Linked DNA regions of Homo sapiens: region 2 is linked to region 1. A link is a loop called in an ENCODE intact Hi-C map of the cell type or tissue named here. Cell type or tissue: HepG2. All regions are shown on one strand. Links, peaks and the distances in the headings refer to the core of each region. The heading gives the core; the rest is flanking DNA.

What was found. A loop is a pair of places that touch in the nucleus more often than their neighbours do. Peaks named below come from ENCODE experiments on the same cell type or tissue, not always from the same donor. Only the 100,000 strongest peaks of a DNase experiment are listed, where the experiment ranks them.
Region 2: it touches region 1 in a loop (15-fold over the local background); 5 of 110 quality-filtered maps call a loop at or near these places.

The regions. Positions count from the first base shown.
Region 1 is chr13:97,102,986-97,119,316 of GRCh38, reverse strand. No RefSeq gene overlaps it. Among named protein-coding and RNA genes, the nearest start is that of LINC00456, 68 kb to the left of the region's middle. RefSeq lists a silencer at 9,135-9,314. In HepG2, for the core only: a CTCF peak has its summit at 9,225 (motif pointing left); a DNase peak (open chromatin) is centred at 9,296.
Region 2 is chr13:97,251,470-97,267,800 of GRCh38, reverse strand. All of the region lies in intron 1 of MBNL2 (muscleblind like splicing regulator 2), which reads right to left. All of the region lies in intron 3 of LOC101927385 (a long non-coding RNA gene), which reads left to right. Among named protein-coding and RNA genes, the nearest start is that of MBNL2, 37 kb to the right of the region's middle. In HepG2, for the core only: a CTCF peak has its summit at 9,779; DNase peaks (open chromatin) are centred at 7,680, 9,650 and 11,260.

The DNA of each region.
Region 1 (16,331 bases), core at 5,135-13,134:
ACAGGCCAGTAAAATTTAGGAAAGGCACCAAAGTCTTAGCCAAGTGGGCTGGGATCCACCACGTGGGGTTGAATGCATGCAATGGACCCAAAACACAAGCCAGGAACGTAAGCAGGCATGGAATCTTATAGATTTCTGCAACCACAGAGGGAATAAAAGGCTACATCTTAGCAAGCTTGAAGCTGAGACTTGGCTTAAAATCATTTCCATATAATAGACTGCCTGATTTGTGGTAGTCAAGGTTTGGTTGAGAAAGGAGAAACCACTGCAGATATTTCCAGCAGAAAAGATTTGATGCAGGGAGTTTAAGGTTCACAAGACCTTTGGGAGGCTAAGGGAACAAAGGTCAGTAAGAGCTGCTTTTAGAATTTAAGAAAACTTACAACTATAATTTGTCAATTAATAATTAAAAAGTAAAAATATTAAAAAAGAATTTAGGAAATCAGGAAGTTCAGGAATTGCAGGAAACTTTAATCAAGATCTCAGATGCCTGCAACAGCCCTATAGGTGATTTACAAAAGGACTCTTGGAAGTCATGGTCAAATCTCACGCAGGCCATCTGCAAAAGTCCCTAAACCTGACTGTTGCTGCCACAGGAACAATACTTCTGTCTCCTTCTCTTCTACCTCTGAATTTCACTTAAGATCTTCCTATTCACAGAATTGAAGGAGGCTTCTGGGAAATGTAGTTCCCAGGCTTCGAAGCCCCTGTGATCCAGAACACAGAAAGGGGGAAAGAGATAATCTGGCACAAGGCCTAAGTGAAAAACAATATCCCGAGTGGAGGTAAAGATGTGATACTAAAATAACTCCCAGAAATGGGTCAGATTGAAACAGGAATTTGGTAAGGCTGGGGCGTGGGATGAACACTGAGGAACAAAGTCCAGTAGATCCTGTGGAGGCAGCAGATGCTACGTAAGTGCTTGGAAGGACAGATTGAAGAGCAGGTGAGACCATGTTGGGTAAGACAAGCAAGATGGGGTGTATGGTGTGTGCAGTGCTACTACCTCCAAGAGCGACATGATCCACTTTATGTTCTAGAACTTTCATTAAAGCATGGGGTATAAATGAAAGGCATATAGCACAATTGTCTGGGAGGCAGGATTGCCAGTTAAAAGGAAGCTTCTATAGTCGTCCAGCCATTTAACTGATAGTTATTGAAAATGTCCTATGAATAAAACATTCTTCCAGACTAGGAAAAAATTAAAGTAGCCTGAATTAGAGCAATAGTATTGGAGCTAGAAAGAAAGAGAAATGTGAAAGGAAATTGAAAAAGAAGTTGATAGAACTTGACAACTGAATGGAGAGCAGGTAGAGAGGAGTCCAAATGGGACTCACTAACCTGTGGTCTGGGTAACCTTGAGTAACAACTGCTCATTGAGATGTGGAGCATGGAATACAACTTGAACTTGTGTGGTTCTGTTTTGGATAGGTTCTGTGTGAAGCCCGTTAGGATGTATAAATGGAGAAGTCCAGCAACAATGGAGATGTGGGGCAGATTGGTCTTCTGCATTCCTGACGGACCAACACAGCTGGCCACACATGCAAATGGAAGTAACAATGACCTACAGGTGTGATTCTGGAGGCGCTGATAAGGGCCATCCATCTAGAGAAGTTGTTTCCTCATTCTATGCCCTAAACCAGTTTGATGTCTGAAATCCAACTATTAGCACTTCACACTGTTAGCATAAAGTTAAAGCCTATTAAGCTTTTGCATGTGAGTACCTCCCTACAGCGTGGGAGACTGGAAAGGCCACTTAACTCACACTTAGCCTGAAGACAGTCCCAAACATTGATATGTCCCAGTTAACAACTGCTCTCAGAGTTAAGAACATGGCCTTGAATAACTGGGACAAGAAGAATCTTTGGATCCTACATAAAGCAGCGATGGGTCAGAGAGATATCAAGGGTTCATAGACTGGGAAAACCTTCCTGCAACTCTGTCTTCTGTCTTTCTTTATAGGCCCCCTTCCTGCTTTATAATTTTTACTTTATTTCTCTATTAATAACTTGATTGTTGAAGCCTCAGGAAATTCCAAGGCTATTTCTCCCATCAAAATGAAAGAAATGCATTAAATGGTGCATTCCCATTAAACTATGATTTACATTATATGTAATGTATATTACATATACATTAATATAGATTAATAAAAATGGAAGCACTCTGTTGGAGGGGAAATATACTAAAAAATCTTTTAGGGCTATCTGAATTAACATGAAATAATACCAAACACAGAGAGAGAAAACAAGAGAGAGAGAAAGGTATTGACTGAGAAAAAAAGCAGGACTGGAAACCTGCAGCCAGCTAAGTGGTGTGACTCATAGCTCTCAGTTTTTGGTAGACAGCTGAAGCCAGAGAACATTCAGAGCTGTAGACAAACACTTAAATTAGGTGTCCTGGTAGAGCAAGGGCTCCCACTGTAACTGCCTGTCCTGCAGTGCATATAAGGTCATCATTGTTATGTTGATTAATGAAGCTCCTGAGAACCCCTCCTGGCCGAAAACAATGGGTGTTACAAATGGTTCCAAGTAAATCCACAAGATTGTTCATTTCAACTATGCCAAAGAGTTCAACACAACAATCATGGGTCAAGAGCTATGTCATATACGCCACAGAATTCGGGATTGTTTCAAGTCATCAATGAGTGGAGGAAAATACCCTAAAGTGGTGATTCCTAGTGTTCTCCCTGGTTCTAGGAAAGTGTAGGGCCCAGAACCTTCCCCAATTTCCCAACCAGGCTGCTGTTGCATTTATGTACTTCACTTATTTATATGAACATTAAGACTTTTGTCCAAAAACAGATTGGAAACCACTGGCTGAAAGAATTGGCACACCTGACAGATGTTAGTTGGAAACAAGGTACAGGAAGAAAACACGAAAAAAGATGGACAGCCACGTTCCCGTGAAGAAGGGTTTACTTCAGTGGTGTGCTAGAGCCAGCTTGCACCAGCTCACAAGAACCAACTGGGCACATCTCCCCACAGTCCGGCATTCACTGACTCCAGTTTGGTAGTTTATTGTTGACCATGGTGGGAGTTTTTACACCATAGAAATTGTCAGATGTGGCCGGGCACGGTGGCTCACACTTGTAATCCCGGCACTTTGGGAGGCCAAGAAGGGCAGATCACCTGAGGTTGGAAGTTTGAGACCAGCCTGACCAACATGGAGAAACCCCATCTCTACAAAAAATACAAAATCAGCCAGGCGTGGTGGTGCATGCCTGTAATCCCAGCTATTCAGGAGGCTGAGGCAGGAGAATCACTTGAACCCAGGAGGCGGAGGTCGTCGTGAGCCGAGATTGTGCCATTGTACTCCAGCCTGGGCAACAAGAGAGAAACTCCATCAAAAAAAAGAAAAAGAAAAAGAGAGAGAGAGATAAAGACAGAAAGACAAAGAAAGAAAGAAAGAAAGAAAGAAAGAAAGAAAGAAAGAAAGAAAGAAAGAAAGAAAGAAAGAAAGAAACACAGACAGAAAGAAAGAAAGGAAAGAGAAATCGCCAGTTGCCACAAATCAGGGCTTTTCTTCTTTTGCTGCCCCCCCCTCAATACCCCTGACAGTCAGTTATAAAACATTTATCAGCATACCACTGGGACTGAATCCAAAAATAACTTGGCCAGCAAAACAGCCAAAGCCCTGTGAAGCTCTGACCAATGGCCTTCTAGGCACAGTCAAGTTAGGGATAGCGTGGAAGTTTGTAGAATCTGGAAAAGGGGAAGGAGTTCTTTTTGGGAAACACAGCTTTGTTATGCAGTCAGACAAGGCTATAGACAAGGGACCTACCAGTCAATATGCTAAGGAGGGTGTGGTAGGTACCACTCACATGGACAGGGAAACTTTTCTCATTTGATCAGGGAGTCCAAATAGACGAATAAGGTGGGTGAGTCGAGAAAGCTGGGATTCAGAAGGGCATATATACAGGGCACTCTGACAGCTAACCTCTGCTTCCTCCCAAGTCTAGACAAAAGCAAATCAGACTTCCACGAGGCATTCCTTAGACATCACAGAGCACTTTCCTTGAGCAAGGCTCAGCAGACCCTGGGTGGGGTAACTGAGGGAGGCAGCTGCAGTTCCTTCTGAGAGACGCTGGATGGATGCCGTCTGTCTCTGATGTCGGAGGCTCCTGCCTGGCCAGTGCAGATTGCGGAATCTCTTCTCTCCCTTCCTGGGTTCCAGGATTCCTCTGACAAGACATTTTATTAGCCCTAACGTGGCTTCCAGCAGGAAGGAAGAAGGGCAGAAACTGTTAAACACAAGAATAGGAAAGGTCCTGGAAAACTCATGGAAGGGGAAACTTGGTTCCGCTTTAAGGGAGAAGTTGTTTAAAGGAGTCTGGGGATAGCCCTGCCCTTGCCTGAAAAGGCCTCTTTGTAGGTCCCTCTGAGCCATGCATGTTTAAGATGTAGGGAAATCAGCTCAGAGGATCGACACACACAGCCCCCTGAAGCCATGGAGTGAGCTCCTCATTTTAAGCAGCTGCCTGGCAATTGTGTGTCATTGTCCTGGGGCAGTCGAGCATGAGAGTAGGGGTGACAGTGCTTGTTCATCTCAATCCTGCAACCCAAGTTCAAAGGGAATGTCTTCCCAAAGAAGGCTGAGTGTCTGCAGAGGGCGGCACACTCCGCTGATGGCTTAATCTGGAAGAGTAAATTTTGCTTCCACAAGAAAAATGGACTTATTTAGAAAAAGGTTAGGCGTACATGTGGGTAGCTTTAGGAGCCGATATTCCTAAGACTTAACAAGGGAGTAAGGCAGGGACCCTGACCCACCAGAACAGTTGCTGGCCTCAGATCTAGGGGCTGGGGTGGGGGTATTGCAGGCTCCTGGAGAACCCCATGCTGTGCCAGCCTTAACCCTTTGACAGTGGGTTGTGGGGACCCCCTAGGGTCCTGGGGTTGGAGTGAGGGTGGCCGGGCACTAAGAGGACACTGTGCGCTAGAGCAGCACCAATGCAGAGGGAAATGTCTCAGTATTTTAATGAGTCAACCCATACCTGTGGACATTCCCTGCCTACATGGACCAAGGGGAAAAACTTCCCACTCTGCCCCGTGCTTCAGTTCATAACCTTGCTAATCATGTATCTGACCTTGTGAGCTGAAGAACAGGAATCTGGATTTAAATTTCTCAAATACATGTTTGATTTCAAGTAGGTTCTTTATTTTCATCTCTCTCTTAACCTCTTCCATTTTTTGAAGAACACCCTTTGATGTCACTCCGATGACGTTTATTAATTATCTTCTCCAAACCTGCTACGACACAAGAAACTTTAGTCACAGTACTGATTCACACTCAATGTTCTATGTTTAGCAACTATCTGAGAAGGATCTGAGTCTGCATTTAGCCCTAAATAGCTACAAATAAGGGAGTAGCAGCAGCATCCCTTCAAAAGCCTTTTTTAGGAAGTGCTGTGCCAGGGGTGGGATGACATGCCAGGAGCTACAGGTGAGGAGAGCCGCTCTCAGCCAACAGGAAACCAAGGTAGCGGCTGATGAAAGCAACAGAGTTGTGTACTACAGAGCAGCATCCCCCCTTCCTCGAGACAGGTTGTAAGGAAACACTGCAGCATGTTTATCTGTCTGCCCAGCCCTATTTAGTGAAAAATGATTGCTCTTTGCCTCTTGTTACCATGCTCAGATGATACTATGGCAACCAGGCTGCACAAAAGGGGAAGGGGGGGCTGACGCTGCTTAGCAACTTGAAGATTTTTAAAAGGCAAGTACTCATTGCAACAGCAACAGTTTTTAAAATGCCAGTTTTCAGGAGAGAAAAGAGAAGAACATTAGAGAAAGCAAATGGAGATGACACAGTAGAGGAAAAGAAAGAAAGGAGAAAGAAAGAGAAAGAAAGAAAGAGAGAGAAAGAGAAAGAAAGAGCGAGAAAGAGAGAGAGAGGGAGGAAGGGAGGGAGGTGGGGAGGGAGAGAGAGAGAAAGAAAGAAAGAGAAAAGAAAAGAAAAGAAAGAGAGTCATCTGCATGTCACCTTTTCAAAGCTCTTTTTTGTACATCCTCACAGAACTCACGGGAGCTTGGCTGGGTCTCTGTTCACTGGTGGGGAAACTGAGGCTCACAGGGTGAGTGGCGTGCTCAGGGTTTGTCAGCGAGTCGGGGGCAAGTCTGGGACTAATATGCAGGCAGCCCAGTTCCAAATCCCACACTCTTTTTACAGCTTCATGCTTTGAAAAAAAAAGTAACCAGGAAATCTGAGGAAGGGAAAAAATAAAATCACACGAAACTGCCAATGGTGTGAAAAGGATGGGCATCTGTTTCAGGTAGAAACTCAGCAAAAAGCACAAAAATACATTTGAATGTATTTTCAGAATTAAGTTGAAACGACAAGGTGTTTTCTATGTGATTCATTCATTCATTCACTCATTCAGTCATTCAGGGCAAAAAAAAAGGTGGCACAGACAGTATTAAATTCCAGCATTCCTTGAATGAGCAGGAGGTTGCCTGTTTCTGGAACGTATAGGATCTGGAGGAATTCCTGGGCACTGGAAGGATTCAATGCTGAGGGGATGGAAGAAGAGAAGTGGAGAAAGGAGGGGAGGGGGAAAGTCTTGCCCTGGTTTAGGAAGAAACTGTCTTGAGTAGGATAAACATCCATCGAGATAAATGACCACATCATTTCAACCAAGACTATGTAAACCAAAGACGGTTCAGGTTCCAGTCTGCATTCCTCACTGGCTGATATTACATTTCTCAGCTCCTCTGCCACTCCAGCCTTCCACCCTTGGAAGCAAAATGCTAGATGGCTTACAAAACAGAGCTCGAACATGGAGCGACTACGGCGCTGAGCTTGTCTGGAGGGCCCAACAACAGGCAACGACAACACTAAGGAAACATCCTATGTCAGGCTAACGGGCGTTCTCTGAGGCAGAACTTGATAGAATGGGTTTCTGTAGATTGTGCCCTTTCTTTAATTAACTCAGTATTTAAGAGATGCCATTCAAGTCAGACCAAAGGTCTAAATCAGAACTGACCTTTCTGAAGCTGGCACAAGTTTTGTCTTTGTTTTGGGCTCTATGAAGGGTGAGGGGATGGAGGAGCCCAGGGGTGAGAATAAGCCAGTGGGTGGAGTTTCCCGCTGCTTAGCGGCTCCTTGAGGGGCCCATTCCATAGACATACACAGAGGGCCTCCTGCATGCCTCCCATGTGGGTCTCCTCACGCTCCTTCTCTCTGCCCCCCTGCACTGAAAGGACTCTGCAGGGCCCAGAACTTCAGGCTTCCTCATCTTGGTGCCTGCCTCCCGGGAGAAGCCACGGCTGCCTTCCTGATTGATAACACAGCGCTGACAAGACAAGTGCTGCTTTGGGTTCCAGTGGTCACAACCAAGCTATTCTTATGCTCCCCTCCTCATTGTTTCCACTCGTTCCTAATTGCACTTACGCAGAGGGCTCCAGAAGCAGTAAACAGACGGCCTTCTCCTATACTCACAATTAGCTAGAAGAATCCAGGTCAAGCTTTTCCAACCTGCAGCCCATGGGTGGCATGTGGCCCAGGACAGCTTTGAATGCAGCCCAACACAAATACTTAAACTTTCTTAAAACATTATGAGTTTGTTTTATTTTTTTAACATGTCAGCTATTGTTAGTGTTAGTGTATTTTATGTGTAGTTCAAAACAATTCTTCCTCTTCCAGTGTGGCCCAGGGAAGCCAAAAGATTGGACACCCCTGGTATGTGGTCTGTGATGCTCCCAACTAAGCAGATGTCATCTAGCATTAGTTTTAAGGCGTCAGGCCAGGTGTAGTGGCTCACACCTTGAGCCCAGGGGGGTTTCAAGGCTACAGTGAACTATGATGGCACCACTGCACTCCAGCCAGGACATCAGAGCAAGACCCTGTCTGTAAGGCGGGGGGAGCGGGGGAGCCAAACTAAGGGTGGGGCATTGTGGGGACTGCTCTTACTTCTAACACAATAACTATGAAATGAGTGAACTTCTGGGTTCTAGTCCTAATTGTGCCATCAGCTCTCGCATTCTTCACCTCCACCTCCATCCCCACTACATGCCCCAACCATACTGAATTTCATAAGAGCCCCAAATATACATCCCCACCTCCATTTGCACTGTCCCTCAATGTGTGAAGAGCCACTTACTACCTCACAGAGCAGAGCGCTCTATCTCTGACCCGGGCAGTTAATAATTACAACTTTCAAATTTCCTATCTTATTCGATGGGGAAAAGCCAACAGCAGTCACCCAGTGGGGGCTAGAGAACAACATTCCCATCTTAGGAGTCATAAGAATCAGAGAGAAGAAGTTTCGCCAAGTCCCTCCAGCTTCAACTCACCTGGCAACTAGTAACAAGCTAGTAAGGTTTAGGAGAAGGCCCGACTCCAAATCCCCTGTTCATTACAGGATTTGGAAATCTCGTTTTCTTGTGGCTTATGTTAATTAAACTTAAACCTATCTTTTAGAGCAAAACAAAACAAATACACTTACTCTTTCAAATATTGGCCTTCCAAATATTTGAATGGAGCTCCTGGGTGCCCTCCAGGGCTGCGCATCTCACACTTTAAAGTGTGTGGATAAGTCACCTGGGGGCTTGTGAAACTGCAGATTGGGATCCAGCAGTTCTGGGAGGGAGCGGGTGTAACAGACCCTGTCTACACTGCAGGAAACCCAGCCTCTACCTCCTCCCAAACCACTTTCAGAGGTCAAAAAAATTATGCAGTCTTTCGAATTAAATTGAAGACTTGCCACCTCCTTTTTATTTCATGTTCCCAGGCACTTACAAAAGTACCTGACTTACCTCAAGCACCGAATAAATCCTGTCGAATATGTCTGACAGAAGGAGGCAGAAACGGTCAAATTAAATACCTCCCCTTCCTCATCCCAGCCCCTTCCTTGGTTTAGAAAGGGCATCTGCTTCTGCCACGTCACTAAACTTATCTGAATATCGCCGTCATCATCTGTAAATTGGGAATAAAAATGACTCCTTTTGGGGCACTGGAGACATCAAACTGCGAGAAGACCATAAGCGTGGAAATGCTTAGCAAATGTCATGAGCGCCCCTCAAGTAAACCAGAACCAAACAAAGCAAAAACTAAAAAAAAATATGGACACATGGCAGTTGCCAAAACACTGTGTACTCACTTAAGTGAGGCAGGAAAAATGCTTCTACCGAAAAGAACACGGTGCAGGAAGAGCTCATTAGGCCTTCCCGAAGGGAACGCAGTAGCTTGCTGCTCGCCCGCAGGGCCGTGGGACCGCGCCGGGCGTCCTTTGCCGCCCTCTGCTGGACGGAACCCCCCACCCGCGCCCGCGTGTCTGGTCACAGCGCGCCGGCAGCGCCCAGGGGACCTGCGTCCTCAGCCAGCCGGTTATGTAACACCAGACTGCATCCAGAGCAGGCTTGCGAAGAGGAAATCACTGAGTTCATGACGCATCGATTCAAGCTGATAAGAGGAGGGGAGGGCAAGAAAATATTGTGTCTTTCCAACGTTCGAGGTGCTAATGAATTTAATCTGCAGAGGAGCCCTAAAAAGCAAGGAGGGTCATTCTTGTTTTGTGGCGGAGCAAAGTGAGGCTCAGGGGGGACTGGATAAATTACCGAGGGGAACATGGCTTACTGAGTGGCCCGACCAGGTTTTGAATTAGGGCCATTTTGATTACAGATACCAGGTTTCTATACCTGAGTCTGCCGTTAATTAGCTATGGGAGCGGGACCCACCCACTTAGCCGTGTGGGGTCCTGGTGTTCTTTGTTTGCGGAGAGAGGGGTTGATGGAGGTGACCCTGAAGGTTCATTTCAGCTCTCACATTCTGAGCCAAGCCTTTTTTTTTTTTTTTCATGTGCCGTTGTTGTGTAGAAATAAATTGTTGGATAATCCCCCCGCCCACCCCCGGCGGTGGAACCACACATTTCTCATCAAGCAAGACAGCACCAAGCATGCCAGGGGCCCTGCCAAAGGCTACCTGGCTTCCATCCTCTCCAAAATGATCTACAGGCTTAGAGCTGTGGTCTCTGAACAAACTTTCATGTTTTAAAGATCCTACCATGGGTGAAATATATCAAAGGGTCAGCCTTGCCTGCCCAAGATACGTCATTTATGTTGCAGAGAAAGGAATATTACAAATTAAGCATGTTTATCCTATGCTCATCAGGGTCCAGGAGAGAGAGATGCACATTTGTACATTCTCCAGGGTGAGTCCCTGAGGTTCCACTTAATGAGCTGGTGGGGTCATTTATCCCTTATTAAGCAGACTAACTCTCAATCTGAACCTTCCCTCAAAAAGTTTTAGTTTGATTCCTCTCTGATATAAAGAGAGTGGACACTTTAGTCTTGTCTAGTCTGGATACTGACTTACAACATGCTTCTGCTTCATTGGAAACTTCAGCTCAGGAAATACTTTAAGGTTCCCCCTCTCCACCTCTTGTGGGGCTATGAAGCATCTCTCCCTCTCAATTTAACTGGAAATTTCAAAGTTTAAAAATGCACACACTGGAAAGCACCGTAGACATTATATGATATAATTCTCTTATTTTATGGCTGTCAATCAGGGCTATTTGTTCACTAAGGACATTTCTCTAGAAACAATAAAAAGATGACTGAGCATCTTCTCCCAGACTTTGGATGGTACCTTACATGCATTGGCAGGAAGCCACAAAGAAAGCTGAGTCAGCGCAGAATCAGGGCAGCCAACAGAAAGTTAGGATTCAGCCTGTTTATCACATTCGCCAGCTAAAAAAAGTCAGGTCTAGGGCCAAAAATACATGAGCCCCTTTCCCAGAGCTCTTCCCCTAGAAAAATATCACACCTTGAGAGCTACTCTGGTCTCATGGAAACACCATACCTCGCATTACCTAAGAAGGCCCAAGCGACGTCCATCTCTAAAAAGATGATAAAATACCCATCAAGCCTCCTTAGTCAGAGGCAGCCACGTTGCAGCCAGAGACCGAATCTGGCAGGGTTTCCAGACTTATAGTACACGCCAAGCATAATTTAATGTGAGTATGATAAACAGTGATGGATCACTGACAGTCTGCGATGCTGTCAGGGCAAGGGTTCCCCACCATTCTGATATTGCAGCAAGATACCAGGAGGCCAGCTCCATCCCCCGAATGCTGTCATGCTAGCCCAGAGAAAACTCCTATTCCTATTCACTTCAAAATAATAACAATAATAATCATTTCTCTTTATTTTTGGTCCCCTTCACCATTTTCTCTGTTAACTTAGAACCTCTGTGGTTTGACTTTTATATCATACCATCCAGAGAAGAAACTATGTAAGAATCAAGTTGGGCCAACAGGCAGTGTTTCTTCTTCAGCTGAGGAATGTGCAGCCCCCGAGGGCTTGGGCAGGAGAGGACAGGAGGGATTGTCACGAAGTCCCAGGATGAACTTGGCCCATGTTCCAGGAGCACTTTTTTTTTTTTTTTTTTTCTGATACAGAGTTTCCCTCTTGTCACCCAGACTGGAGTGCAATGGCACAAGCTAAGCTCACTGCAACCTCTGCCTCCCAGGTTCAAGCGATCCTCCCGCCTCAGTCTCCCAAGTAGCTGGAATTACAGGCGCCCGCCACCATGCCCAGCTAGTTTTTGTATTTTTAGTAGAGATGGGGTTTCACCATGTTGGCCAAGCTGGTCTCGAACCCCTGACCTCAGGTGATCCACCTGCCTTGGCATCCCAAAGTGCTGGGATTACAGGCGTGAGCCACTGCACCTGGCCCCAGGAGCACATTTATAACTCACAGCTTTTGGGGGGTGAGGAAGGGAGAGATGACACAGAAATATTATGAAGTAGCAAGTAAATTTTGCATGGGTTTTTAGGATGAAACACAATATTCTAAAATGTTGTTTAATTTTTTTAACATTTCCTTTACATTTTAAACAAAATTTCTTGTTTGTACCTGGTTGCTTCAAGCTTTGGCCTCTAACCTCTTGGGGGCCCACATATGGAAAATATAAGATTAGATATTATGATAGTTAATATTGAGTGTTAACTTGACTGAAGGATGCAAAGTAGTGTTCCCGAGTGTGTCTGTGAGGGCGTTGCCAAAGGAGATTAACATTTGAGTCACTGGACTGGGAAAGGCAGACCCATCCTCAACCTAGGTGGGCACCATCTAATCAGCTTCCAGCAAGGCTAGAATATAAGCTGGCAGAAGAACGTGGGAAGACTAGACTGGCTTAGTTTTCTGGCCTACATCTTTCTCTCGTGCTGGATACTTCTTGCCCTCGAACATCGAACTCCAAGTTCTTCAGCTTTGGGGCTGAAACTGGCTTCCTTGCTCCTCAGCTTGCAGATGGCCTACTGTGGGACCTCACCTTGTGACGGTGTGAGTCAATACTCCCTGATAAATTCCCCTTTATATATACAGCTATCCTATTAGTTCTGTCCCTCTAGAGAACCCTAATACAGATATTTAATCCTACCTATTTTTTTGCCTTGGAAAGATAGTTACTACTACTACCACTTCTACTTCTACTACTAATTACTATTCTTACCACAATTACCACTACAAATTCTACCACTAAATTTCCTGTTAAATTGTCTGAGAGTCATACTACTACTACTACTATGTGCTCCCTTTCTCTCCTGTTTTAAAAATCGGAAAAGACCCCAGTCTCCAGAGAGACAGGACCACTGCTAGGTTCTGCAGAGCCTGAAAATACAGTGCTTTCCTTGACTTCCCGCCTAAAGAAATATCTATTTAAGAAGTACTAATGGCTAAAAATAGTAAGAAATAATAACAACACAGAGTATTTGCTGACATGGTGGCCATCAGTGTTCTCAAGCTTGTGCAAACTCACCCCAGATGCCCCACGCTAACATTCACAGGACATGCTGGGGCACATAGACGAGGCTGTACGTGGCCAGTGGCCTTGGCATGGGGGTCCAGCTACCCCAGGCATCTCCTTTCTTCAATAAGGAATTCAGTAAGTATTTGTTGAATGAATGAATCATGTTCTTTTCCAGTTAAAAGCAGACTGAGAGCATCGAATCTATTGGAAACACCAGCAAGTGCCATCACCGGACCCAGAGGAGAAAGTAGCAGACCCCTGTGTCATGAGTGTCACATTCTGACCTCTATAGATAAAGGCTCCTTCATTTATAGAGGTCTGAATCCAGGCTTCTCCCCTCTTCTCCTCCGGCACCACCCTAGGAACTGAAGGGACCAACACCACACATGTGACCTATCTGTGGCACTCCAGGGGTGATTCGGTTTGGCTCTGTGTCCCCATCCAAATCTCATCTCGAACCTGTAATCCCCACAAGTCCAGGGATGGGCCTGGTGGGAGGTGATCGGATCATGGAGGCAGTTTCCCCCATGCTGTTCTCATGATGGTGAGTGAGTTCTCATGAGCTCTGATGGTTTTATGAAGGGTTCTTCCCACTTCACTCACCGCTCTCTCTTTCCTGCCGCCATGTGAAGAAGGTGCTTACTTCCCCTTCACCTTCCACCATGATGGTAAGTTTCCTGAGGCCTCCCTGCCACACATAACTGTGAGTCAATTAAACCTCTTTCCTTTGTAAATTATACAGCCTTGGGCAGTTCTTTATAGCCATGTGAAAACAAACTAATACAAGGATTAAGATTTAATTTAGCCTATTTATGGCAATAAACCATTTGGACAGTTTTTCATTTATGAAAACAGAAAACTTCTCTTTGGTCTAATTAGTCCCAGATGTGAAGGAGTGTTTATTTATGGAGGTCTGAATGTGACACTCATGACACAGGGGTCTGCTATTTTCTCCTCTGGGTTCTGTGAGGGCACTTGCTGGTCTTTCCAATAGATTTGATGCCCTCATTCTGTTTTAACTGGAAAAGAACATCGTTCAGTCATTCAACAAATAGTTACTGAATTCCTACCAGGTGGTATGCACTCTGCTAGGCACTGAGGATATAACGATGAACAACCACCGTCAGGTTCCCGCCCACCATGGAACTTTCCATCTAGGAAGGAAGGCAGATAAACCAGCAAATGCAATGCAGCTCAACCAAGTGAAATAGAGCCTGATGCATGGCACCCAAGAGCAGATTTTAGGCCAGACCTTGGGAACTGGAAGAGACCTCAGGAGGAAGTGAAGGGTCTAAGCTGGGAGCTGAGGCAGACCCATCAGATGCTGGTGATGGAGACAGGGTTGCAGGCAGGGGCAGCAGAAACTGGAAACCACTGGGTAATGCTGGACAGTGGAATATTGGGAAGGTCATGGAGAGAGATGAGCCTGGAGTTCCAGCAAGGGTGGCTGAGATACAGTAAAAAAAAAAAAAAAAAAAAAAAAAAAAAAATATATATATATATATATATATATATATATGTATATATATGTAATAGGTCCTTGTCCCCAGTTCCTGGCACAGAGCTCCTGAAACTCTTTTAATTTTCTGAGAGATAGAGGTGAGAAGAACTATTTTTGTTATTTACAATAAGCCCCTTTATCTGAGTTTAATATGTTAATGAGATGGCTGGTGGCTGGGGTCCCTAAATGGCTTCAGGATGGGGCCTGGTTGCCAGAGGAGCCAACAACAGTCTTTGCAGGTTGGCACTTTCAGCCCCACCTCCTGAGCTCCAGGGAACGGAGATGGGTGGGGGATTGAGTTAATCGCTCATGGGCAATGATTTAGTCAGTCAAGCCATGTAATGGAACCTCTGTAAAAACCCTAAACAACAGAGTCCAGAGAGCATCCAGGTTGGTGAACACACGGAGGTGCTGGGAGGGTGCCATGCCCTGAGAGGTCATGGAAGCTCTGCACCCCTCCCTCATCTCTGGCTCTAGGTGGCACTTCCATTTGGCTGTTCCTGAGTTGTATCCTTTATAATAAACAGGTAAATGTGAGTAAAGTGTTTCCCTGGGTTTTGTGAGCCACTCTAGCAAAATTTGAAGCCTGAGGAGGGAGTTGTGAGCAGCCTCTGACTTTGTAGCTGGTTGGTCAGGAGCATGGGTGGCTTAGACTTGGAATCGGCATCTGAAGCATGGTCGGGGGTTAGGGAGTAGGCAGTCTCATGGGACCAAGCCCTTTACCTGTGGGGCCTGTGCTAACTCCAGGTAGTTAGTATCAGAGTTGAACTGAGTTGTAGGACACCTAGTTGGTGTCCAGAGAGTTGGAGAATTGATTGGTGTGAGGAAAAACTTCACACCTTTGGTGTCAAAAGTACTGTGAATAAAAACAATTCAGAAGTGGGAATTCAAATCTGCATTGCCAGTGACATCCCATCCCAGAGGAGCTGGCACATCACCACCTCAGGGTTGGTCCTCATCGTTTTTGGCTGAATAGGTCAGGCCCACTCTCCACTGTCACAATAACTTATGATCTGATGTAATTAGGGGCTGTCATATAGACGCACTCTCCTTTGCTGGGGGTGTAAGAATTTGTGTGATAAAACATAAAGCTGCTGGTAGCTGTTTTCCTGGCATCCAGTTTTCTCCTAATAAGATATAAGCAAGTATATTAGTCTGTTTTCATGCTGCTGATAAAGACATACCCAAGATTGGGCAATTTACAAAAGAAAGAGGTTTAACGGACCCACAGTTCCACATGGCTGAGGAGGCCTCACAATCATGGTGGAAGGTGAAAGGCACGTCTTACATGGTGGCAGACAAGAGAAGGGAGTTTGTGCAGGGAAACTCCCCTTTATAAAACCATCAGATCTCATGAGAACTATTCACTATCAGAAGAATAGCATGGGAAAGACCTGCCCCCATGATTCAATTATCTCCCACCCAGTGGCTCCTACAACACGTGGGAATTGTGGGCTACAATTCAAAAAGAGATTTGGGTAGGGACACAGCCAAACCATATCAGTGAGTCTCTGGCCTCCCAGCCCTATCCGAGGCTAGACCCAGGGGAGGGAGAGATGTCAGCTACCCACCCTGGAATGGGCCTCAGAGGAAGCAGAGCACCCAGACAGGGCCAGGTTGCTCCCATGTTCGCTTCTCGCTGCATTCTTACATCTTCATGAGCTCAACAACTTTTATTACCGATACAGTTTGGTTATTTGTTTCCTCCAAATCTCATGCTGAAATGGGATCCCTGATGTTGGAGGTGGGGCCTAGTGGGAGGTGTTTGGGTCATGGGGGTGGATCTGTCATGAATGGTTTTGTGTTGTCCTTATGGTGATGAGTGAGTTTTCTGAGCGATCTCATTGTTAAAGACAGCCTGACACCTCCTGCTTTCTCTCTTCCTTTCTCTCTCATCATGTGATGCCAGCTACCCTTCACTTTCTGCCATGAGTGAAAGCTTTCTGAGGCCTCAGTGCAGAGGCTGAGGCCATGCTTGTACAGCCTGCAGAATCATAAGCCCAACAGACCTCTTTTCTTTATAAATTATCTTACCTCAAGTATTACTCTGTAGCAATACAAAAATGGACTAATACAATCACAGTATGTG
Region 2 (16,331 bases), core at 5,155-13,154, 150 kb before region 1:
GCTGCCCCCAGCGGCTGTTTCTGATCAATAAAAACAAAACAACAAAACAGCCAGACTCACAGAAAACACCTGAGAGATTTGTTTCAGCTAAGACTTCCTTCTGTGAGAATTAGGAAAGACAATGACCCATAGCCTTCTAGAGGGGGTGGGTGCGGCCTTGTTTTACGGACACTTGCCTGAGAGAGGACCACTTTAAAGGGACTAGTGGCCTGATGACCAGCAGCTCAGCCATCAGAAGGAGCTGCTTTGTAGTGCCCCATCCTCTCCAGAAGGCGTGTGATTTAAGGAATATCCAGGTTCACTGCTTGACTCATCTTTAAAGAAAAGGCAAGACTGAAGTTCGAGAAGAAAGAAACGAGGTTCTGTAGTATTTCCTGAAATGCCAAAGGATGTGCCGTTCAACTGTACAAAATAATCCCAAGCTATTTTTAGGGTCTTTACTTACATGACACTTCATTTTTCAAAATGTATTTAAGAACTCTTCTAAGTGTTAGATTTTCAGAAAGCATTCACTTTTGACTGTATAAAAGAACTTGCCGCTCACATTCTTTTGCAGCTGCTAAGTTATGCAGGGTGAGTCTGGAAAGCCTGGCTTTTCACTCTGCAAGGAGGCGACCTCCCTCCATTCCACGCCTCTCAGACAAGCTGGGGCTGTGGACCCCAGGTGTCTCCTCCGTGCCATTGCTTTCTAGATAGTTTGTACATTTTTTAAGGGAAAAACATCAGTCATGTCCAATGTTGAGACTGAGATTGATCAAAATTTCAGACCACCTTAAGGGAAATAATTCTGCAGCACACAGTTCCTCCAGTTTACTTTCGGGTCATCTATGATATTTTAGCTGCCTGCCAGACATCGGCCTCCTAGGGAGCTGATTAAAGGATCTTTGCAAAACAAGCCTATTTCTGAGTCAGACAGTCAAGAACTCATTATCCATTAAGTAATTTATAGGATGCCTTTAATTCTTTTTATATAAATCTAATTACAAGAAAGAAACCTTGTCTCCTTGACTCTCCTATTTCTAATTTTCGGAATCTCTGAGTTTCCTATTTTTAATTTTTAAATTCTTAAAATATATATTTTTAAAAAATAATGTTTCCTTCCTGTGAGTGGCTCAATGTTGGAGCGTCCCCACTCTATTTCTGGAGACTAATTTAAAATAGCTCTCAATGTGCTCTCTCTGTTGATCGATGACTTGGCCGCATCCTAAGCCTATCAGATGCAGACGCCTGGGCGGAGAGGGCCCTGGAGGAGCTGCCAGCTGAAGGACTGGGGCTGAGAGCCACTTGATCTCCAGAAGGAGGGTGTAAGACTGCCCTGTAATCACAGCCTCGGAGAAGAGGCTCCTAACTGGGGCCTGCCCATAGGAAGCTCAGTGAACCAAGGGAAACACAGATGTGAATGAGATGCAAATGCAAGTGAATAGAGAACTCGATTGACTTCGCAAAGAAAAACATTGAGGCAGGTAGCAAAAGAGATTTCTTTTAATGGTTTTTCTTTTAGATACCTTTAAATTGGTTTTGTTTTAATTAATTAATTAATTTATTTATTTATTTTTCGTGAGATGAAGTCTTGCTCTGTTGCCTAGGCTGGAGTGCAGTGGCACAATCTCGGCTCACTGCAACCTCCGCCTCCCAGGTTCAAGTGATTCTCCTGCCTCGGCCCCCCAAGTAGTTGGGATTACAGGCACCTGCCACCAAGCCTGGCTAATTTTCATATTTTTAGTAGAGAAGGGGCTTCACCATGTTGGCCAGGCTGGTCTCAAACTTCTGACCTCAAGTCATCCACCCACCTCGGCCTCCCAAAGTGCTGGGATTACAAGGGTGAGCCACCGTGCCCGGCCTAATTTATTGAAAATATAAATAAAATGGTGCCTTGAATGTTCTGCTTGGTTGAAGGACAAGACCAGCTTTTCTAACCTGGACTCTACTCTCTCTGCCTCTGAATAGCTGTGTGATGTCACCTGCTCTATCTGAGCTTCATTTTCCTTGTTTTTCTTCAAAGGGATAGTAACACTTAAGCCATAAATACATGCACTGCAACCAAAATATATTTAGTAGTATACTATCAATAATCTCTATGTGGTACCTAATCTGTATCAACATTAGTTCTTGAGACATCCACATGCATGTACACACACACGCACACACAAAAATGACAGGTGGAAATAACTTTTTTACTAAAAGTTATTTTCTCCAAAGTCAACGAAGTATAAGTAAAAGAAAGTAGAAAGGCTCTTTCTCTGAAGGTAGGTACAAGCTATGAAGTCCTGCCTAGCATGTGAGTTGGACACGCCCTTGATAGACTGTCTTCTAAAACTAACTCCAAACTTTCATTCTTTCTAACTAGAGAAAGAACCGTGTCTGACAATGATATCTTCATTTTACATGGTATTTTGTCCTCTGGAACATACTTTCAGATATATTAATATAAGGGAAATAAAACATAGGGTTACCCAAGGCCATTCAATGACTCAGATAAGCCAACCTTTGTTTTATGATAAAAATAACAAAAGGAGAAATTTCCAACTTTTTTTTCATGTATCTTATGTCTTAAAGTACAAGTGAAAAAGTCATAAAATCCAGGGCTCATTTTAACATGCAAAAATTTCCAATCTCTTTTCATTGCCATTTCCAGGAATGGGTAGAGAAAGAAATCACATCCTCAATTCAAAGAGTGAAAATTTCTAAATATATTCTTGAAACTACAGCCAGATGTAATCTATTCAACACGTATTTGTATTCAAATTATGTTTTTCACTGCATCTGTGTTTTCTATCCAAATATTTATAATTCAGTTAGGAGATGCTCTTATTAGAAATAAAAGCAATTGTATTAGAGACCATTGAAAACTGCATTGCACTTACCGGTTTCCTGGATGTCCAGGAACCAATGGCTGTAGCCAGACAGAACAATGATCGATCTGTCAGCTGAAATCTAGCCCTGAATTCCCAGAGAACTCTTTGTTAGAACTTCCATTTCCTTCCCCGGCCATAGCCTTGGGTGGACAGAACCACTTTCAGCTGACCTTTGTCTTTTTCTCTCTCTCCAGTGACCAGCCTAATGGCCATTTCATTGGCCTGTACACCTACCTATAAATACTAATAACCCCTTTTTTGACAAAATGTTTGTAACACAACTTTTATTATCACCAAATGAAAATCATAGTGTAACCAACAGACACACTTTAAAAACAAAATCAATATATTGCCATAACTATAAATACTGTAATTTACATATCAACAGAAAGCTACTTTATACAATAAATAATATGTATTTTAAAATTTTGATGCTAAGGCACAAGCATATTAGAAGACAGAATGAAGTGTCAGAAGCTGTCACCTGTTTGTTTGCAGCACTGTAATGAATGTAACGGGTACAAATGTAGACTGACACAGGTTTGATAAAAGGCATGGCTTATCAAATTGCTGAATAATTTCTGATGAAGTTCCTAACAAGTTAAATAATAATCTTCTCTGCCGGGCACAGTGGCTCAAGCCTGTAATCCCAGCACTTTGGGAGGCCGAGGCGGGTGGATCACAAGGTTAGGAGATGGAGACCATCCTGGCTAACACGGTGAAACTCCATCTCTACTAAAAATACAAAAAATTAGCTGGGCGTGGTGGCGGGAACCTGTAGTCCCAGCTACTCGGGAGGCTGAGGCAGGAGAATGGCATGAGGTCCCGAGCCCCAGCTACTCGGGAGGCAGAGGTTGCAGTGAGTCGAGATTGCATCAGTGCACTCCCGCCTGGGTGACAGAGCGAGACTCCATCTCAAAAAAAAAAAAAAAGAAAAAGAATAATCTTCTCTCAGTTTACACAGTTGTTGCATTCTTGAAAAATTCGATTATACTACAACTGTCTAATAATTAAAAAAATAAAAGTAAGGCTGGGCACAGTGCCTCACACCTGTAATCCGAGCACTTTCGGAGGCCGAGGCGGGCAGATCACCTGAGGTCAGGAGTTCGAGACCATCTTGGCCAACATGATGAAATCCCGTCTCTACTAAAAATACAAAAATTAACTGGGTGTGGTAGTGCACACCTGTAATCCCAGCTACTTGGGAGGCTGAGGCAGAAGAATCACTTGAACCCAGGAGGCAGAGCTTGCAGTGAGCAGAGATAGCACCACCGCACTCCAGCCTGGGTGACAGAGTAAGACTCCGTCTCAATAAATAACAACAGAGGTACAGGCTGGTTCCTCGCTCCAAGGGAGTCACGTCCATTGCAAGACATCAAAATCCTGTACTCCTGTCCATTAAATTCCAGAGATGCCCCCCAGGCATTTGGACAATTTTTTTAAAAATGGTCCTTTAAGTTTCCACCATGTCCCTCAGGGTAGTGTGGTCCTCATTATGAATAGTGACATAGGGGCTTTGTCTGCCTAAGTATCACTAAGTAGGCCCAGGTGTAACACATCAGCATAGTTAGTATAGTAGACAGTGGGGAACACTGGCAGGATCTTGACAAGATTCCCAGCTGGAGGAAGCTCTTTCTGGAAGCACCACCTAGGATACATTAGAATTGAAAAGGTTGGCAGGGGAGGGGAAATTGGTTAAAGGTTACAGCCATGGTAGAGCAGAAAGGTCAAAAATTACACTGCAGTGGTGAGAACAAAACGGAGGTGTTACTGCTGAGGTCAATTCATTAGAAGCAAATTCATCTTTGGGGATTGGGAATGAGGCGTGTAGGAAATAGATGGATCAAAACGGACTTCAAGGTCGAGCGTGGCAGCTCAAGCCTGTAATCCCAGCACTTTGGGAGGCCGAGGCGAGTGGATCACCCGACCTCAGGAGTTCAAGACCAGCCTGGGCAACGTGGTGAAACTACTCTACCAAAAAAATAAAATAAAATAAATTTTAAAAGAAGCAAAAATTAGCTTGGCGTGGTGATGCATGCCTGTAATCCCAGCTACTTGGGAGGCGGAAGCAGGAGAATTGCTTGAACCCAGGAGGCAGAGGTTGCAGTGAGCTGAGATCGTGCCACTGCACTCCAGTCTGGGGACAGAGCGAGATTCTGTCTCAAAAAAAATTATTAAAAAAAAAAGCGAGGGAGGACTTCAAAATGTGGGTCCTGTGTGTGCAGAAGGACATCAAAGCTCTGCCCAGGAGAAAGCAGAAGGCAGCTAGAAACGGGTATAGAAGTGATGGGCATGGATCCAGAGTTGGAGTTCATGGCCATGGAAATGACTGCTAAAACCATGGAATGGCAAAAATAAGAGAGGGAGAAGGGATTTATTTGTATACATCTAGGACAGAAAACAGGAAGGCTTGGACTGGATCAAGAACAGTTTCTTTAGTGATTTGGAGGTGAAAGAAGGAAGAGGAGTAAGGCAAACCACAGAAAAAGAAAGCGACAAAAGATCCTTCCAATAATGCAACAGTGAGGGAGAAAGGTTCAGAGTTTCAAGAGGAGGGAGTAGCGAAAAGCGTCCACTGCCACTGCCACGGAGAGATCAAGGCATGTGGACAATTTGTGGTGGCTAGGTGTCACGAAGGGGAAGTCCCTGCTGGCTTTCAAGGGGGTGGTTTCTGTGACATGACGCTGTTGGAGCTGGGGAAGGAGGCACTCAGTGCCTGGAGAATTTGGAGCACTTGCTGCTGCAAGAACAGTGTGGCGGCAAGGCAGGGATTGCACTCTCTGCTCTGAAGTCAGAGATGCTTTGGTGCCTGCGGGATCCTGAGCAGCTACCCTTTTGGAACCTCAGGTTTGTAAAGAGAGTTTTAAGGGTGCACTCTCTGAAGCCCCTGGGAGGGTGGGAGACCACCTGCTTCTCCCCTGACCCTTCCCACGTTTCTTTCATTTTAATGGAAGGAGAAAAACAGGACAAGAGCTTGGGGAGATGGCAAGGTAGAGGTATGGGCCAGCGTGCGGCCACTGGCCTCAAGAAGGGGGAAGGACAGGGTGGCTGGCTGTCATGGAGGCCCAGCCTCAGCGAGGAAACGAGACACTCATTTCACACTCACAGGACCCACAGAAGGTGGGAAGTGAGGGATGCAGCCTGGCTAGACAGCAGGAAATGAAACCAGGGCAGCTTCAGTCCTGCAGCCTTTATCGTCTCAGTCAAATCAGAGCTGTTTTACCTGCTGCAAAAGTGGTGCTGGGGCCTTCCAGCCAGTGCCTGAAGTGTGGGAAATCTTTGGTGGGCAGTTACAGAAGATGGCAGGGAAAGAGAAAGGCAGGGAATCTCAAGTGGCCCAGGAGGCACAACTTCAGCGAAAGAGCGTTAATTTATTCTGAGATGAATGGTTATGCTGTCTCCATCTACCCTTGGCCAGTGGAAAGCAGAGGCAGAAAAAGGGTGCTGCCAAATTTCAAAGGTCAAGGTCTTGGAGATGGGACAATTTAAAAGAACAAAAAGGCCTGAGGTATGAGGCTAGTACACATGGAGGTGACGGCAGTTGAGGAGGTGGATAAAAGGGCTGTTCTCTCCTGGGTGGAAATTTTATCTGTGATCTTGCAATTTGTTTCTGAGTGTATCGTTAAATTTCTTGATGTGTGTGCATGTGTGTGAGTGTGAACATGCCAAGTGGCAGCAGTGAATGATGTCAGAAGTGGGCATCGCTGATACTCCCCACCAAGAGGGTTTGTATCCATCATGGGCTCAGCACATCATAATCACATGTGCTGTGCACAGGAGGGAAGAGCCGGGGGCTTCCTTTCTATCGGAATGAATAGCTGCAGAGAAGGTGCAGTAAGAATGCACACAGGTATCAAGGAGAAGAAAAAGGCAGGTGCTGGACAGTGTTGGAGGAAGCAGTGTGGGGAGCCAACTGATAGATTACTGGGATGGGGTTAGCATCTTCATTGGCAAGACAACACCCTCGAAGAGCTCAGAACAAACACTTACTGAGAAGTGTTTGAGATAATGTTTTTAAAGGGAAAGAAAATAAAGATGAGAGTGATCCAAGGGTTTATGCCTGGTGGCCTGTGCTAATTTAAAAAAAAAATAAGGAGGTTAGCATATCTGTGGATGGGGAAGGTGGAGAGGAGAAGGAATGGCTGGAACACAGGCAGTTTGGCTGCAAAATCCACCAGGCCTCTGTTTAACCACTCTCTTGTGTGGTTTTATGGCTTCAAATGCACTCTTTTGTACAGTTTTATGGCTTTAAAACCCACTAGACAGTGACATTTGTGTTCTTTCTTTCTCCCCTCCTCCCTCTCTCCGATACCCTACATCTGATCCAATGGCAGATGCCTCTGGATCCACATTCCTAACGGCGCCAGAGTCTGACCACTTCTCACCAGCTGCACTTGGCCCCTGCCTTGGAGCCAGCATTCTCTCTCACAACATGAGTGCAAAGCCTCCTCACCAGTCTACTGATGCCTCTACCCTTGCCGCACTGCAGCCACATCTCAATAAATCATCCTGAGGGACTCTTTGAAAATGTAATCAGATCATGTCACATTTCTGCCCAGGAACCTCCAATGGCTCCCCACCTCACAGAGCGGGACTGTCAAGAGTCTTCTGACGGCCTACACTGACCTCGGTGACTGGCCCCATACTTTCTGACTCCCCCCAACCATCCTGGCCTTTGACTGCTCCTTCAGTAGCCAGGGACATCCTGCCTTAGAGCTTTGACCTCGCTGTTCCCTCTGCTGGGAATACTTTTGTCCCAGATAGTCACATAGCTTGGAGGTCAGCCTATGGGGCAGTCTTTCCTGATGTAATATTGCATCAGTCTTACCTCCTTACTCTGACTCACCGTGCTTTATTTCCCTCCAAAGTCCTTATCATTATTTAACACTCACATGCATACTTGTTTATCTGTGCATTTTCTCTCTCAACCAGACTGTAATGTCTGTAAGGGGATGGTCTGTCTGTATCCTTAACATCTAGGGCAACATTTAACTTTAGAACACAGTGAGCAGTGAATAGATATTTGCTGAGTGAGCAAGTGAATGAATGAGCAAATAAATGAATGAATACGCCACAGAGCTTACAGTCTGTGCCCGCCTTCATGGTTTGCTCTGTTCCATCTTCTCGATGGGATTTGAAATCTTTCTCAACCGCTGTTGTTGCTATTATTTCAGCACGCTAGGACTCCAGTTTCTTAGCTTTAAAACAGAGAGGCCCCAACAATTTCTAGAGCCACTTCTGTCCTTAAAGTTCTGTGATTGTACAGTGATTGGCAAGGCTGATTTAAGGAGAAGTGTATTTTTAGGAACTCTTCTGGAAATCTTACCAGCTCGGCTGAGTTTGGCCTAGATTTGTCAGCAGGCCTTTTGAGCCGTGGGATCTAAAAGGAGCATCTGAATCGGGGGAAGGGGGACATGCATGGAGCCCATTTTCTTCCTGCTCCCAAGTCCAGAACCAAGGAGGGAGCACAAAAGGGGATTCAGGGAGGGTGAAAAGGTGGCAGGTTCTGCCTGTAGCACTCAGCGCCTTGAGGAGTCGGTGCAGGGGTGAAGAGGACTGGGGAGGTAGATTTGGAATGCTTATGCCCCGGACTGTGAAAAGGACAAAAGCTGGGGGACTTGGTGCCCCAGAGGTTTTATTCTTCTTCTTTACATGTTCTCTTCTCCTAGCACAGAATATATAGAGAATGCCACTGTGCACCAAGACTTCACCAGCACACCCAAGCCCAGTCTTCATGATGTGGTGGTGGGAGATACTGCGGTCCTGGACCTAGAAAAGGGTCTCTAACTTGAATGGGGGCAGTGCTGGGTCCTGAAGGCCATCAGCAGAAAAGATTGCTCAGAGTCTGAGAAGATGTGAACATGATTCTCATTAAGGCTAAGCTCCAAGAGGCCCCATTCCTTGGCTCTGGTATTCTCTCACAAGGAAAGACTGCATTTTTGAGTCACATGAACCTTCAGCATTGCATACTCTGGGGGTTAACATATCTCGAAGTCAGGCCAGAGAGAGCAGGCCTTCCTCTGGCCTGGGGGGTTAACATATGTCTGAACTCAGGTCACAGAGAGCAGGCCTTCCTCTGGCCTGAGCCCTTGAGGCAGTGGCCACAGGTCTCCTTCCTAAGATCTGTGATCTGGCTATTGATCCTATGCCGGAGATAATCTACCAGAAAGAGCCATCCAGTTGTCCAAACTCTTTCCACATCCAGCCCCATCCCACTATTTTTGCAGAAACCAATTATTCTAGCACAGAACCTGATATGGGATATGTGGCTTGGAGGATCCAAGGGTTCAGAAGACCTCAGAAGGACACAGAATGCTAGTCACTTACTTGAACACTGTGGGAAAGATAGCAGCAGGATCTCACACACAGGTGATGGGGTTTTATTAATATTTAACAAAATATAATTTCCACTATTTGACTTCAGCAGAAAAAGCAGAACCCAGTAATCTAGGAACAGGAAGAGGGTAATTTATTAAAACAAGATTTTGTTTTGTTGTTATTACTTTCATCCTAGAAGTAAAAAAGAAAGAAAGAAAGAAAGTACTGCCATACTTCTAAAAATCGCCATCGATGAGCAATGACTCAAACCACAAGTATGAAGTAGCCTACAGAAATGAATGAGTCAACAATTCCTCTTATCTTTCAGGAAATTAAGCTAACTGCTAGGTATTGAAATCAACAACAAATATTTACTGTGTTTAAAGCCTCCAGTTCAGAGGAATTAAAAAAAAAAAACCCTGGCAACAAAGCATATCTTCTGTAAAAATGTGACACCACGAGTTATTAGGTAATGTTATTGCTAAATGCATCAGGCAGGACTCATGAAATCCTGCATCCTACCGCCCCTTCCTTTACTTGGGAACAGATCCTTCTGTTTCCTCTCCTCCCAGACGGGGGGCGCTCCTCAGAGGCTCGTCACTATTGGGCTCTGCTTCCCTGCCGTCACCAGTTGTCATCATTTCTAAGCAAGGTCACCCTGTGCTGTGTCTCCATGGTAACAACAGGCCACCACTTTGAGGAGTGCAACAGAGAAATGGGGAGAAAGGCGAAATCACAGTCACTGATCTGCCCTTGGGCGCGAGCAACTTCTGAGATGCACACGTGGTTCTTCACATTTTATGGAAGGGGAAGCTGAGGAATGGGCCAGTGCCCCCCTAAATCCTGTGAATGGAGGAGTGAAATGTAAAATCTGAGGAGCACACCCTGCACAGGCGCCTGTGCTCATGATTTACATGGAGCTCCCTGGGCCATTCCAACAAGAACCCAGGGTGACTGAAACAAACGAGGTAGAGGGTGTGTGCTTTGGCATCATAAAGATGAACCAAGAAATCTTGAGACATCGACTTTGGTGTACTAAACACTGTCCTGTTAGCTGTATCTTTTGGGTATTTTCTCAGTTATGCAATTCTTATTTACATGGAAGTAGTTTTGCTCTCCCAGGTCCACTGGCCTGTGGACTCCATGCAGTTCCGTCATTCCCTTCTGCCAATTGCATTTCTTTCAAAAACATATCCATTTCCCTGTAAGTGTTTTTTAAGAGGCATACTGCTGAGTAGGAAAATTAATAACCTGGCCTAACCTGTGATACCACCCTCAAGACAAGCTCTCAAGTTACTTGTTCATTATTTTCCAAAACGATTTTATCATCTGAGTTCCTACGTGCAGGCTTCAATTGCTCTTCTCCTGCTCCTTGTTCCTTAAACTGGTCTGACCTCCTTCTCTAAGAGAACCAATGACTTTGAATCAAACCCAACCTGACAAGATAAAATGAGGAAGAAAAAAAAAAAAAAGGTAGGGTCTGAATAATACCTTTTACTGGTATGCAGATTATCACAGGGTTACCTATTCATGCTCTCTGCATATTCCAATCACCAAAAGGCATGCATGAAAAAGCAAATTGGCCATGCAGTAATGCTTTCCGATTTAAAGTATTATTTTGCCAATACAGTCTCTTTTTAACTAACGATGAAATAAATGCAAAACAATTTTTATGATTACAATGAAACCCTCTGTATGTGCAGATGTGAATGATGTTCTGCTTACTGAAATGTGTCTTGTTGGTGGTAATCAAAATGACTTACTTAGCATTTAACGAAAGTGTGCCTCTAAATGAGAAATGATTGCTTACTTGAATCCACACTGCTAAGAATCAAAAGAAACAGCTTATACAACCCTATACCCTCGGGCAAGCCAATGAACTCAAAACTTCAGTTTCCTCCTCTCTACCAGGTTGTCCTGAGATTCTATCTACATACTGTCTATGGAAGATTTGGAGGACTTAAAACAGAACACTCGTATAAGGCATTATCATTCCTGGAGGTCTTACCAAGCCATGGTAAGAAGATTGCAACATTACTCATGGAAATTTTGGTTAAGGCCACTCTGATAACCTGCAGCATTTGGCGGAGATATTCCTGTCTGCTTCACTTTTTCCAGTACGAATGACTCATCAGCAGCAAATATTTATTACGTCTGACTATGAGTTCTTTACTATGCTGGTTGCTATAACCAATTTCCCAGCAAGCCTACTAACAGGCATTCCAAGGTTCCACCCAGCTTCACAAATAGTAGTTCCAATATTTAAAAAAAAAAATTGATTAAAAAAAATCCATGTCCCAAGCTGGCAGTTTTTTTTTTTACTTAAAGTCAATAAATTTTTATTCAAGGAATTTCACATGTCATGATTCTTTCCACTGCCCATCAAGGTCACCTTAGTTTCTCTAAAGAACTGGAGTCAAAATTTATCTTCAAAAGATTTATCTGTTAGTCCTTTTTAATTGAACTGATGTTTAATCCAACTGTTCTGTCAGCCTTGCAATAATTTTTTTTATTTTGTCTTCTTTTATCTCCTTTTAAATATGGATATACTGATAAAAGTTCAAAATTCTCCACCAAGAATCTTTCAGATCTAATTTCTTCAACCAATTTGCTTCAGAGTCATTTGTAGAGTAGGTGAATCTGCCTAGTTCTCAATTTGACACTCTCTCTAAACATGAATAAGTTCAAACCATATCCATTCCTAAACGATCATGCTCACAGTTATCTATCTTAGCTGATGCTTTTGGCTTCCCCAGTGGTTTTCTTTAGAAAGGGAAGCACTTTAGTTACCAAGAGTGAGTGGATGTGCAAGTCAGTAGGTAGATTATGGATGCTTCACGGATAATTGGCTCAGCCCTCCCCTTCCTGTGTTATATCTAAACACAGCACATGAGGTCCTAAACAGTTTCTTGAATAAAAGATCAACCAGCTTTCCTATTTGCAAAGTGGGAAAATGTAAAAAGTGAAGGCTCTCTGAAATACATTTGGCTGCCATCTACGGGTAGCCTCATTGCCTAATTGTTTATTTGAAAATGGGTAAGTCTGGGAGTTAGAAGGATTGAGTGTTAGTTCCTGCACAGTCACATGCTAGCTGGGAGATTTAGAGTAAGTCACAATTCCTGTCCAGTCCTCAGTCTACCCAATCCTAAAAGACGACTCTGGACCAAGCTGCAGTCTTCATACTCAGACGTGAGTGGCTACGTGGCCCAAGGAAAACATAGTGCAGTCTAGGAAAGCATTCATTTTACTTAAAAACTTGATGAGGGTTAAACAGAAAAGTCAAATAATTGAAGTGGTATGCAATTTAAAATGTGTTTTTTATATTAGAGCAAAGATATACAATAGAGTAGAAGGAAAGATTTAGAAGACTTTTTTAGATAATTAAGCAGATTTCTTCTGTCAGTTCTTCTAACTCTGCTCTGCTCTAAGGGTGCTTCAGTGGAAAAACTTGAGATAGTGAACAGCAGGGTCTCCAAGGTGCTTTCTACCTTGGACATGCCAAGAATCATGTTTCCTGCCTCGCAGTTGGAGGGATCCTTAGGGAGCTGCTTGTGACTCATTGGGGTTTGGTTTGTTAACCCTGCAGCAGAAGCACAGGTTCATTAAGGTTGATGATTTCATCTGAATCACTCACCCTTGTTGGAGAAGAAAATAATACTTCTCCACATCTAAATGCCTGAAATGGTCATGATGTATGCTCTGGCTTTAGTGTCACCTTTGCGGCTGGAAATACTGATTTATTTGCTTGAAATCAGGGCCACCCAAGAGTACCTGGGCTGTTCCTGCTGCTGAAAAGTAGCATCTATTGGGTTTCAGTCGTGTTTGCTCATATTTGACAAGACTCAATCTTGCCTTGAGAAATCCATCACATTGACCGTTTTTGTTAAAAATTTATGCTATAGCTGAAAATACTACAGTAATTAAAAAGCAAATTTGGAAGTTTAGAGGGTCTCATATCCCTACGATCCCTATGATCCCATATAAAAGAGAGGCGGGGGGAACAGTGGAGGGGTGGGTAGGTTTAGGGTCAAAAGAAGTCAACGCAGAAGTTAAAATCAGATGTTTAGATTTCTAAAAATTTCTGAATAGAGGCAAATGCCTTTCAGTGGACATTTTAGAGACAGAGGAAGTTAATAACACTGGATTTTGTTTAAATTGAAACTTTCACAGTCAAAATTTTCATGAGCTATTTTCAGAATATTGATAAATACTTTTCAATCATAATGCATCAAAATCCCTTATCATGCTTCAAAAATTGAAAATAATTATATTTTAGATTTTTATGTGTAAGTTATAGTTTATTTTTCAAAGAGAAAGAAATATTAACATTTCACATTTGGAAACTATTCAGTGTTATAACATTTTAATCTAAATATCTAAATGCTTCTTACTCAGCAGCATTTAATAGTTAAAATTTTACATATTTTAAAAATTTGCATTGGGCTGGGCATGGTGGCTTATGCCTGTAATCCCAGCACTTTGGAAGGCCGAGGGAGGCAGATCACCTGAGGTCAGTTCAAGACAAGCCTGGCCACCATGGCGAAACCCTGTCTCTACTAAATATACAAAAATTAGTTGGGCATGGTGGTGCGTGACTGTAATCCCAGCTATTTGGAAGGCTGAGGCAGGAGAATCGCTTGAACCCAGGAGGCGGAGGTTGCAGTGAGCGAAGATCATGCCACTGTACTGGGCAACAGAGTGAGACTCTGTCTCAAAAACAAATAAATAAAAATTGTATTGAAAATTCCTAAAAAAAAAAATTCAGCACATTCCTGGAATGTAAATGCCCAAAGAACATTACACAATATAACATTGTATTGTAATAAGTATTAATAAGAACTTATTAATACGTATTAATAAATTAATACGTATTAATAAATACAATGTTACTGTCTCAAATGAGAAGTTTTGTGTATTGCTATTTTACAAAGAGAATTAACTAAAGAATTTTTTATATGAGTGATAAAACTAGTAAATTTGAAACATGTTTAATTTTCCTGCATTCTTCCCAACTTTCCTCATCTGAGAAACCTTGATAAGAATACAAGAAACTGGAGAGGGCTTTGGTAATGAATGAAAAGGATCCACAAGTGATATTTGTTTTTACTCACCTGCCACAGGTGTGTCTATCTCAAAGGATCAAATTTTAACTCAGGAGCGTATAATTAGAATATAATAAGAACTTAATAAGTATATACATTTTCACTTGATATCATCTATTCAAGCCATGAACATTTGGGGCACAATTATATGAGCAGAACTATGCATCCCTAATAAGGCTAGGATGAGATTCTGTAGGGTTGGGACTATACTTTTTCATTTCTTTGCTTCAAGCACAGAGTTTAATAAATATTTGTTCAGTAGATAAATGGATATATGGATGGATAGATGAAACAAAGCAAACCAAGTTGGTTATCTTTATTTTAAATGTATATATCAATTTGTATTTTCTATGCCAGCAGGAAACTGATGTGTAATTAGTCTTAAATGTACTATCCTGAACTTTGTTTTTAATATCATAAAACTGATATTTATGAGATGCTTGAGTGTCTCAGATTTCAGTTAGCAAGATGAAAAATCTGCTGCTGGTTGCTATAATTAGTTTAAAATTCCCAGTGGGAAACTCATATTCACAACAAGATGTAAAATAGAGAGAGACCTCTGTCACTAACCATTTATTTTTGAGAATTTTCAGAAAAGAAGCTGTTCGAAATTTTCAAAAAGTCAAGAAATGGTGCAGCCAATGCATTAACATGTAACAGTAATATATGGCATAGCTACTGGAAAAGAGGAGAAAATGTTATCATTATCTTCAGATGATATGATTATATAGCCAGAAAATTCAAGAGAATTAAATTTAGTTCTCACAAGGAAAAAGTGAGTTCAGTTAAGTTGCCAGAAATGAGATAACTAAATAAAATTAAATGGAACCAATAATTTTCTTGTTTTCTAGCAATAATCAAGTAGAATATATAATAGAAAAATATTTCATTTATAATAACTTTATAAAAATAAGACAGCTTGAAATAATGCTAACTGAAAATGTATTGGACAAGCAAAAAAATTAACAAAATTTACTTAGAGATGTAAAATAATATTTGAATATAATTGAAAGATATTTGTAGATTCTTGTCATCTAAAAATATTAGTTCTTACTAAATTAATTTGTAGATTTAATCCTATTTTAATAAAACCTCAAAGGGATTTTTTATTGTTGGGGAGGCTGTATGGGTATGGGGAAGAACCTGAAAAATGATTGTGGCATATCTCTGGAAGCAACAGCAGATGAGGACAGAACATAAATTCCTGAAAAGAATCACAATTTATGGGATTGGCTTTGGTATATCTGGATACATGTACTATTAATCTAAAACAATTAAAACAATTTGTTATTATGGAAAGAATAGACAGAAAAATCAATGAAATTTACTAATAATTTCTTGAAAGAGATCCCAGTATATATAAGAATTGAGGATACGGCCGGGCGCGGTGGCTCACGCCTGTAATCCCAGCACTTTGGGAGGCCGAGGCGGGTGGATCATGAGGTCAGGAGATCGAGACCATCCTGGCTAACAAGGTGAAACCCCGTCTCTACTAAAAATACAAAAAATTAGCCGGGCGCGGTGGCGGGCGCCTGTAGTCCCAGCTACTCGGGAGGCTGAGGCAGGAGAATGGCGTGAACCCGGGAAGCGGAGCTTGCAGTGAGCCGAGATTGCGCCACTGCAGTCCGCAGTCCGGCCTGGGCGACGGAGCGAGACTCCGTCTCAAAAAAAAAAAAAAAAAAAAAAAAAAAGAATTGAGGATACAAGATAATAAATATCACACATGGAGAAAGGATGCCTTATTCTTCAGTAAGTATTGTTTGAAAAGTTAAGGAAAATAAAGAATAAATTTATTTATAAACTCAACTTGCTCTATTCACCAATCGATTCACCAATTGATCTAATTAAAAATATAATCCACAAAGGGAAAAAGAATCTTTCATGGATAATAGACATACAAGTCCTTCTAACAATACAAAACAATGCAAAGAAGAATAACAACAACAAAAATAAATCTTTAAACACTTCAGTGCGTGTTTACTAATAGCTTCTGACTTTTTTGTGCAACATCCACTTGAGCACAAGTAGCTATCTGACTTTACCTATTAATCTCCAG